Regions from separate parts of the Mus musculus genome. Here region 1 is linked to region 2. A link is a contact called in ENCODE Hi-C or POLR2A ChIA-PET data. All regions are on one chromosome and are shown on one strand. Each heading gives the region's core, a stretch centred on a gene start or an enhancer-like site at or near the end of the contact. The rest is flanking DNA. Distances are from core to core; before and after follow the strand shown.

Region 1 (4,805 bases), core at 1,877-4,376, 37 kb after region 2:
GAAATGTCTTTTTGAGACAGCATCTCCTGCAACCTAGTTTGCCCTTTACTTGTTCCCATGTAGCCAAGAATGGCCTTGCACGTCTCTTCCTCCTGCCTTCACCTTCCAGCGCTGGGATGACAGTTGCGTACTTCCATGCCCAGCTCTGGAACATAAACAGCTCAGGTCAAATGGCATCACCCTCAAGTGATGGAGGAGGAGAAGATGACCTGTGGCCACACACTTTACTTTTTCTAGGTGACTTATGGTTTTAAGGCCTTCCATCATGTGGGGCATTCAGCAAGATGACTCTTAGCCAACACTTCCAATAGACCATTTCTTCATGCTAGCTCGTGTCTGCCTGCCTGTGACCTCACCACAGTACTTCTCAGTCTGCTATACTAACTGCACAGCCAAAACCAACCCAAGGAAGAGCTCTCCATAGAGAAATTCCTTTTTCTCTCTTATTTTTCAGCATTCAGGATCTAACCCAGGACTTTCCAAGTGCTAGGAGAAAATTACCACTGAGCTATCTATTATCTCTATCTTTAGACCCCTCTTCAGGGCAATTCTACATCAAGCCATTATATGACTAACTGCCTTGTCCGTGGCATTGAGCCCAGGCCACCCAGGAAGTAGATGACTGCAGCTCCTCTCCACAACACAGCTCAGCTGTGTTGGGTGCCACACTGCCCTCACTTACTGCTTCATAACTTATCTGCAGCGTCCGCAGGTGTCTGTCCCCTAGGGATTCTTCATGAGCTGCAAAGTCTGCATTAGGACTCCCAGCTGGAGACGCTGGGGAGATCCTGGAGTCGGTGTCACTCAGCGTCCATGGGGGCAAAGACTCGGGACATGCCAGCTCTGACGAGTTGGAGAAAAAGGAAAGGTAGGTGTCACAGGGCGGTGAGTCCTGTGTGTCTCTAGAGGAATGAGTCTGATCCACGGCAGATGGCAAGTAGGTTATATTCCATCCATCATCTTCATCCTCCTCTAGGTTGCTGGCTCTTGTTGGGTCTTCAAAAAATGGCTGCTGAGATTCCAGGCCATATCCCATGAGCTGGGAGGCAGGGGAGCTGTGCTCTAGTCCCAGTGGGTGCCTTGAGGCTTCCTAAAAACAGTGGAGAGAAACACTGCAGACTGGAAGCCAATGCTCAGCCTTCTCTATGCTCCCACAAAGAAGGCCCATCTCATCTACCAAAAGGGGGCCAAGCAGCTGTTCCACCCATACACAGTCTCTCTGTCAGCAGCCATATCTGTCCTGCTTTGCTCCCCACACTCAAGTGTCTGCCTCCAAAGCTGTAAGGTACAAGAGATGTCCTTTAAGGCAACCACTGACAGCTTCCCAGATGTACCTTTGGGTAAATTCGGCTGGTGGTCGTGTCTTCTTTTGACAGGCTGAGGTTCTTGGTTTTCAAAAACTCTTTGAAGGAGAATGGATTGGCTTCTTCAAGGTCTTCAAGTTTGTCACCTGAAAAAACGAACACCACAGAAGACTGTGAAAGGGCCCAACATCCTGTGTTACCATCACGTTTCAACTGTAACTCAAAGAACATTACAGAACATGAGAGCTGCCAAAGAGGTTAGAGAATATGCAGGCTCTCACCCTTTGGCCTCCTTGAGACAACCCTTGCCACTTTAAAAGAAACAAAAAATGCTGTGCCAAACAAAGGTCAAGTCCAGGGGTCCACCCACATTCAGGTAACTGATCTACCTCTGAGTCATATGCCCAGTTCCCCAGTAAAGCCTGTAGGTTGCTGAGGCTGACTTCACTCCACCCCCCTACACATACTACCCCCTGTGCGCACACACAAACACACAACACAGTGGGCTGAAGGCTACTGTAGGCGATTCAAAGCTGCTGAGATGCCACAGTGCATCTCAGGAACTGCTCTATGCCATCCCTTCCTCTGACCTTCTCTCCAACTACCCTAGTTGACCAGCCTCTACCTCCACACCTATCAGACTCAGTTGCTTATGTGGGTCTCATAACACCTACATCTTATGTCGCTTTTTTCTTTTTCTTGGTTTTTCAAGACAGGGTTTCTCTGTGTAGCCCTGGCTGTCCTGGAACTCACTCTGTAGACCAGGCTGACCTCGAACTCAGAAATCCGCCTACCTCTGCCTCCCAAGTGCTGGGATTAAAGGCGTGCGCCACCACTGCCCGGCTCCACTGCTCTTTTGGGCTCCAGGTATATACCCCTTAAACCCTGTCATCCTGAAAGCCCATGGCCAGACCCCTGCCAGGCACTGAGTCTAAGAGGGAAAGAAGACCCACTGAGCTACTCTACCTCCAAAGCGCGTCTCAGGGGCTCCCGAAGGACCTTGGTTAGTACATTTCCCCTTTCCATAGCCAAAACCTGCAAAAAGACATGGTCAGCTCACCGTGATCACAGCAAGCCTTATGACTGCAGCGTTTGTCCAGGGAGGTGAAGACCGCAGACGCCTGACTCCCACTGAGTCTGGGACTAGAAAGCTGTCTTCTGAGGCTGGATGCGGTAAACTACACATCCCTGCGCGCTCTAAGAGCAGCTGCAGGTGGAACGCAGACCCGCTAGGTCCAGCCCCTGGCCTTGCCCAAGCCGGTGGGCTTAAGTGGCCTCCGAGCTCCACCAGGCACTACCTTCCTGCCTTGAGGCGGGCGGGCGGGCTGTGGGGAGGGCTCCCCGCGCTGCCCAGCTCCGCACTGTGGCCGGCGCCCCGACCGACTCTCACCTGTGTCTCCTACCGAAGCCAGCACCGGGCTGGGCACATAGCACATAAACGTCGGCCGAAAGCCGAAGAGATGGGGGTGCAGGTCCCCGCCATGGGGGCGCTCACAGTCTAGCTGGGGGAGACAAGACCGGCGCTCATAGAACGCAGGAGCTGTAAGCGACAACGAGAGCGGCTTCACCGCGGGCCGCCGCCGCCCGCGCCCCCCGGCCCTGCCCCAGCCGCGCGCCGCTCACCGTCGGGAACCACAAGGCTCCGCGTCCGCGATAGAGGGGGCGCGCCCTGCCGCCGCGCGTAGCCCGACATCGCCGCGCCCTAACCCGGCCGCGGCCCCATGGCCCGCAAGGCAGTCGCCGGCCCCTGCCTCATCCGGCTCGGCGGGCCGGAAGCCAGCGCCGAACGCCGCGGGGCGGGGTCGGAAGCGGAAGTGACCGCAGAAGCGCGGCGGCGCGATGGCGACGGCAGTGTGGGCGGCTGCGCGGCTGCTTCGGGGATCTGCGGTGCTGTGCGCGCGGCCCAGGTGAGCCGAGGCCTGTCTCGGTGCGAGGAAGGGAGGACTCGGGGGAGTTGGTACCGGGGGGAACTGGAAGAGAAGAATGGGCCTCTGGATCAGAGCACAGGCGCCTTGGGCCTGGAGAAGGAGCTGGGGACTGGAACCTGGTTGGGAGTGGTCGGCAGAGTCCCTCGGCTGGAGCCTTTAGACCAAAGCGAAGCCCTGAGGGGCCGGGCTTGCCCAGGCCCATATGCACAGGAACTCGTTTCTCACGCAGCCTGCTGATCAGAGTGGACAGTGAAGCCCCAAAGACCGGGGTCGAAGAGATGGCTCAGTAGTTAGGCCTACTGACTGCTTCCCCTGGGTTTGGCTACCAGCGCCCATTTGGTGGCTCACAACCATCTATCTATAACTCCACTATCCAGGGGATCCAAAGCCCTCTTCTGACCTCCATGGACAACGGGCATGCCTGTGATGAACATACATCCGTGACATAAAATAAGACTAAATATTTTGCTGCTCTGCTGTAGGTTTGGATCTCCTGCACACAGACGGTTCAGCAGTGGTGCCACCTACCCCAACATCCCCCTCTCTTCTCCCTTGCCTGGAGTACCCAAGCCTATTTTTGCAACAGTTGATGGACAGGAAAAGTTTGAAACCAAAGTTACCACTCTGGACAATGGGCTTCGTGTGGCATCTCAAAATAAGTTTGGACAATTCTGTACCGTAGGAAGTAAGTTCTATTGGCCATTGTTTTGAAAACTTTCTGTTGATTAAATGTTTTGAATATTTGGCTTAACCTGTCCATTTTCTTTTTATTACCAGTTCTTATTAATTCAGGATCACGATATGAAGCGAAATATCTTAGTGGAATAGCTCATTTTTTGGAAAAATTGGCATTTTCGGTCAGTGTCTAATTTGTAATTTTTATAAGTTTTCAGTTTTCCTTTTTAAGAACTTGTATTAGTTAAGGATCTGAATATGAAGTTGGTGCTCACAAAAGACTTCTGACATGATTTTGTGTGTTTGAAAGCAAATGTACACTTAATGGATTTTGGGTTATTTACTTAAGCTTAATTATTTTTATAGTCCACTGCTCGATTTGACAGCAAAGACGAAATCCTGCTTACGCTGGAAAAACATGGTGGTATCTGTGACTGCCAGACCTCAAGGTATTTCATGTCCATCTGTCCTCCTCATCATGTCCTCCTCATCCTTGGTCAGAGTCTCTTAGAGTCTCTCTGAAAATCCACAGCATGCCTGATGTTGGGGACAGAAAGCATTCCATACTAGTTTCTTCTCTGACATCCTTTGACCTTTAATTGTCCAGGCCTTTACCTGGGAAGAATGCTAAGCTAAACAGGCAGGCTGCTGCTGGCTATCTGAAGCTGGGCATGTGTCCATGTGAAACCAGTCTTCATTTAGACCAGCTGGTTATTTGTCCAGGCCTAGGAAGCCCTGAGTGAGAGACTTCCTCTGTGAAGAGAGGAGAACCAGTTTCCTCTGGTTCCAAAGTATCTCATGGAGAGCTTCACTGTGGGCAGTTGTGGCTCCCAGAAGGCCTTCACACCCAAGAAAGAGGTAGTGGTAGTGTCTTTGCTGGCATGAAGGGCCTCAGTGA
Region 2 (4,925 bases), core at 1,024-3,523:
GCAGCTCATGGGTGGTGTGGTGTGTGTGTGTGTGTGTGTGTGTGTGTGTGTGTGTGGTGTGCCTCTGCCTGGATCACTCCCCTAAGCCTCTGAGCAGCGCTCTGCTCCTCGGCGGCCACCCAGAGCAGCCAGTTCTGCTACAGAAACCAAACCTCAGGGCTGGGCTGGACACTAGCTCAACAACAGAAGCCACCAGGGCTGGGGGTGGGGTGGGGGTGGAGGCAGGTCATATAGAAGGAAGAAGTAAAGAGCTCTGAGGAACAAAAAACCACCTGAGGCCACGAGCCTAACTCAAGACCAGATCCAGCCCTACTTAAGAAGGAGACCGACTGCACTGGGACAAAGCCACCCCCGAAGCCACCACTGTGGCTATCATGGGTGGGCATGAGGCTGGGCTCCTACAGCCACAGAGTTGTTCTGACTTCACAAGAGAAAAACAGGAGCCCAGGCCCGGTGCCTGGAGGTGATGGCTTTTTACTGACAAGGAACAGCAGCAGGCTTGTGAGGCTCCAAGTGAAGGGAGCGACTTTTGGGAAGACTGGAGTCTGCAGCTGTAGGAGTATGCAGATCAGCTCTGTCCCATCTTGCCAGGGTTGGGGGGATCCTCATCCCCTTCTGGGGTGTCAGGGGGTACAGCAGCCTCCAGAATCAGTTCCAGGGCACCGTCACCAGACACTCGGCGTACCTCCTCTCCTCTGGCTGCTAGGATCTCTTCAATATTCCTGCAAGACAGTAAGAGCAGCATCAGCCTTACTCTGGGCTCCCTCAAGGGCATCCCATGGTCATCTTGGGCCTGGAACACTTGTCCCAGCATCCAAGTGACACCAGTACCTTGCAGGCACCTAATGGCACCTTCACCAAATGTATCTGTTAACAAGTCCTCAGAAGCCATCTCTCTCGTACAGTGTACCACCAAGGGCCGTGGCCCTGCCTCTCACCAGGTAACACCCATCCCTGCATTTCAGTCTTGTCCCTACATATCAGAGCTGAGATTTCTCTGCAGTCCAGGTCTAAGAGGCGAACCCTAGAGACCCAAGGCCTGCACACTTATCACAGGCTATCTCCTCTGTGGCTCTGCCCTTACTCCTGCCACTGATCCCTCCTCATAGAACATTAAGAAGGCATCAGGCACAGCCTCCAAACTGACTCCTGGCCCTCCCCACTGCTCTCCCAAAAGTGGGAACACCACTGAAGGCTGCCCCAGTCCATAATCTGACACATACCCTTCCATCTGCCCTGAGTTGGCAGAGGACAAAAAGCCTCCACTAGAGATTGATAAGGCCCCTGGCGAGATCAGAGGTCAGGCAGTGACAGAGGTAGAGCCATAGAACTAGTTTGCCATATTTGGGGCCATTCATGGTTCATCTGAAGTTCAAATTCAACTGCTTCCAGGTCCACGTGGAAGCTGGGCTGTCCAGGTAGAGAGATCCAGGCAATGGATCCAGGCTCACACAGGGCCACAATCTTACTGTCTCCTACCCCTCCCAGCTGGCCTCACCTCTTCCCCTTCAGGTCAGAGAACCAGCTTAGGTTGTCTGCGATGATGTGGTGGTTCTGGCAACCAGGGCAAGTCACGATGACCACGCCCTGGTGATAGGCCAACTTTGAGATGCGCTTGGATGACCGAGTCCCACAGACCTAGCTGGGTTAGAGAGGTGGTCAGGCAAGGCATACACAGGAAAGTCTCTCCCAAGGTCTAACTCCATCCCGAGGGACAGCCTCAACCCTTTCTCTGATGATCCCACCTAGGCGACGGCGTCATTTCTAGACGCCTGTCTCCTGATAACCCAACCTAGAAGGCCCTGTGCCTCATTCCCACCCAGCCATTTGTAAAGACTCCGCCTCCTCCCTGGTCCGAAGGATACTTCCACGTTTCTGCCAGGACCCTACACCAACAGGAAACCAGCCAGCACCAGGTGTTGCCGACAGCGCCCACCTTGCAGGTGTAGACGAGTTGATAGTGGTCCGCTTCCACGCGCCCCAGCGCCGCCGCACGCCCTGATCCCGGCGCGGAGCTCGAGCTCCGCCAGCCCGAGGCCCAGCCCCAGGCCCAGCCCCGAAGTCTCTCCGCGGTCTTTAGGCGAGCCCCCAAATCCCAAAGCCGCCGCGGTCCGGAATCCCGGGTCCGCACACTACGAAGTAGTGTCGGCATGCGGCTCAGCGCTGTCCGCAACATCCCGCCTGCGAATCCTTAGCCACCTTTTCTTGCACCGCCCCGTGAAGCTGCGTCGACCATTTTGGTAACGGGCGCAGCGGCCGGAAGCGGCCCTCTTCGGCTTCCATCCGCCACCGGTGCACTGCTTTCTGTTGCCCCCTGGTGTCGCCCCGCTTGCATATCCAACCAACAGGCTCAGCTCGGTGATTATTTTATTTAGTTGCATTTTCTAATTCTAATACAGTAAAAAAAAAAAAAAAAAAAAAAAAACCGCAGCATCCTTTCACAATTCCACAGATGCTCAGCCTCGGCGCGGTTCGCTAGGAGCCCTCGGTGTCGGTGTTGTCGCTGCCTGTCGTATTCCCGCGATCCCCTTCTCCCTGCCGCCAGCTGTTCTGCATCTTGCGGAGCGCCCGCTTCCTGTGGGGCCCGCAGTGTGAGCAGGTAGGCACAGGTGTCCCACCCGCCAGCCGTCCTGCCCGCCGCCCCACACCTGCGGTAGTTCTCGAAGCTCTCCTTGAGGCGCCGCCGCTCCTTCTCCGGGGGCTCGCTGCTGCTGGGCCCCATGCCCTAGAGAAGGAACGGGGCCGGCAGCTGGACAACGGGGCGGGCAGCTGGACACCGTGGCCTTACCACGGCAGCCCTGGGACTCCAGCAGGTGTGGAGCATAGCTAGCTGGCCGTGGGGTCTGCTGGACTCCGAGATGACTGAGCGTGGGGTGACAACCCCTTTGTAGCCAGGTGAGTGGAAGACTTCTTTGCAGTGAACAGCAGTATGGGTGTCCTTACATTGTCCCCTCCCCTGTCCAACCACCCCACTATCCAAATGTTACATCCTACCCATACACTACCAAAGACCTTGTGATCCCCAGCTGTCCAGTGGCGTCACCCTCCTCCCCAGGATCAGCCATGTAGTAACCAGGGCTCTTGGGAACCCCAATCAGCCTTACATGGGTCAGTGAAAGATGCTCCTTGTTCAGAGCCATAAAGGGCTGCTCTGGGCTCTCCCTGTCTGCCAGTACACCTGAAAGGAAGATCTGTGCTTATGGGGGCCCCATCTGGTATGGCCACCTCCCTCTGCAAACAGCCCAACTAGCATTAGCCTAGGTCAGCCTTACGGGCTGGGACCTTTGCATGAGTCCAGTGGGGACTGCATTTCACAGAAACAGGCTGAGCCCTTGACTGCTACATCAACAGGGCTCCTACCATCAGTCACCCATACCGCCCAAGCTGACTGTCACCAAACACAAGGACAGATGGCTAGGAAAGACTCCAGGTCCCCATGATTATTTGCGAATGCATGCCCCAGTCCATGTCCCTTTTAGCTTGGCAACATTTTTGTGTCTAGTGGTTCCCATGGGTGGTGTGGGGGCAGCCTCAGTGGAGAGCTCAGGGCATCGGGGGCCTGGGTTAGTGCAAGTACACCATATTAATTAGAAGAATAATCATTCCAGGTAGCCAGAGCCAGCATGCCCCAGGTCCTGGGCAAACCAAGGCTCAAGCCTCTAGGTAGAAGATGTGCAGGGAAGGCTATGAACATCAAGAAACAATTATATCCAAGGAGGGCTCAGGGTGTGAGAACAACCCCGTCCCAGCAGCCCTGCCCCCTTCCCCTCTCATTTTCGTTGTGCCTAACTGTTGGCATGCCTTCAAGGGAGCTGGCTGCTCTTGCATCCTTCTCCTTGTGTGCCCACATGGAGCTCAGTGACCTCAGGTTGGGTCTTGGGGGCTGCAGTGGGTGACCCGTGCTTCTCCATCTACACCTCTTGTTCCCCTTTTGCCTTTGGTTAGAGCCTGGGGTAAGGCTGAGCTGAGGAAGTCTGTCTGACTTGTCACGAAAGCTCCCTGGGCTCCTCCCTGCGCCAGACCCTCTCGCCACCCACCCTCAGCTGCCCCAGCTGCCACCCCCCAGCTATTAGATCAGAGGAGGGTCCCGCCTGTCAGCCTGCTGTGGATAGCACAACCCCCAGCTCCTTGCTTGTGGCCCTGTCCGTAGCTCTATTCCTCCCCTCCTCATTGAGCACACCTGGGTACTGGCTAGTATCTCCCCCTGCAGGAGGAAGGCTAGTGGGGAAAGATGGGCCTATGAGGGATGGGGCCTCCACAATCACTGTCCTCTGAGCCACAGACCCTGAGACCTAAGTCCCACATTCAAATCAGATTCCTTATTCTCCGGGTGTGTTAGTCTAAGAGTTCTGCCCTTCACCATTGACTCTCCTTGCCTTGGGGAGTATCATCCTTGGCTGGAGTGGTGTGAATTCTGAGACAAAGTAAGTGACACAGCTTTACGTGCTGAGGATGGGCCAGGGTTAGGGAGGCCAGGAGACTGCAGCCTACATGCCTCTGATAGTACACGGTATCCTCACCTTTGTCTGAGAGCTGGGCATCCTCCTCCAGATCCTGAGGCAGTGAGAGCTTCCAAACAGAGACACGCCACCCAGTTAGACCATGCTACAAGCCACCATTGCCCTTCCTGTACTAAGTGTGGCCCAGCCCACTGCCCGCTTGACTCCAGCTCCTCAGTTGACACAGCCATCACTATCACCCCTCTGCACAGAGATTCTCAGGGACTCCGTCCCAGTCAGGCCAACAGGCAAAGGAAACCCTAGCATGAAGCTCTTGTCCTGAGAGGCCAGGATATGGGACATTAGTCTATGACTCACTTCTCACTTCGCTCACAGCAACAGCTTAGAGTTTGGCCAGCACTCTTCCCTGAATCCAACCCAAAATGAGAGAAAAGGGACAGCCCAGTTTAAGGGGACAGGACCATG

What was found. Hi-C counts contacts between places; a loop is a spot of excess contacts on that map. ChIA-PET counts read pairs that join two places held with the same protein, here RNA polymerase II (POLR2A).
Region 1: a map of heart shows a loop between it and region 2 (6-fold over the local background). The contact joins the promoter of Pmpca here to the promoter of Dnlz in region 2. A Hi-C loop is called at or near these places in 7 of 37 maps with a recorded cell type or tissue (adrenal gland, gastrocnemius, heart and 1 more). POLR2A ChIA-PET finds 5 or more read pairs at or near these places in 4 of 5 experiments (Patski and embryonic stem cell).

What each region holds. Positions count from the first base shown.
Region 1 is chr2:26,386,222-26,391,026 of GRCm38, forward strand. It overlaps Pmpca (peptidase (mitochondrial processing) alpha), which reads left to right and starts at 3,127. Exons shown (of 13, transcript NM_173180.3): 1 at 3,127-3,211; 2 at 3,715-3,917; 3 at 4,010-4,089; 4 at 4,274-4,356. The coding sequence starts at 3,144. Entr1 (endosome associated trafficking regulator 1) reads right to left here and starts at 3,095. Exons shown (of 10, transcript NM_026563.3): 1 at 2,928-3,095; 2 at 2,695-2,844; 3 at 2,271-2,339; 4 at 1,335-1,450; 5 at 683-1,090. The coding sequence starts at 2,997.
Region 2 is chr2:26,349,837-26,354,761 of GRCm38, forward strand. It overlaps Dnlz (DNL-type zinc finger), which reads right to left and starts at 2,274. Exons shown (of 3, transcript NM_026828.3): 1 at 1,937-2,274; 2 at 1,499-1,638; 3 at 1-722. The coding sequence starts at 2,176. The coding sequence ends at 569. It overlaps Card9 (caspase recruitment domain family, member 9), which reads right to left. Exons shown (of 13, transcript NM_001037747.3): 10 at 4,521-4,569; 11 at 3,105-3,178; 12 at 2,649-2,725; 13 at 2,351-2,575. The coding sequence ends at 2,476.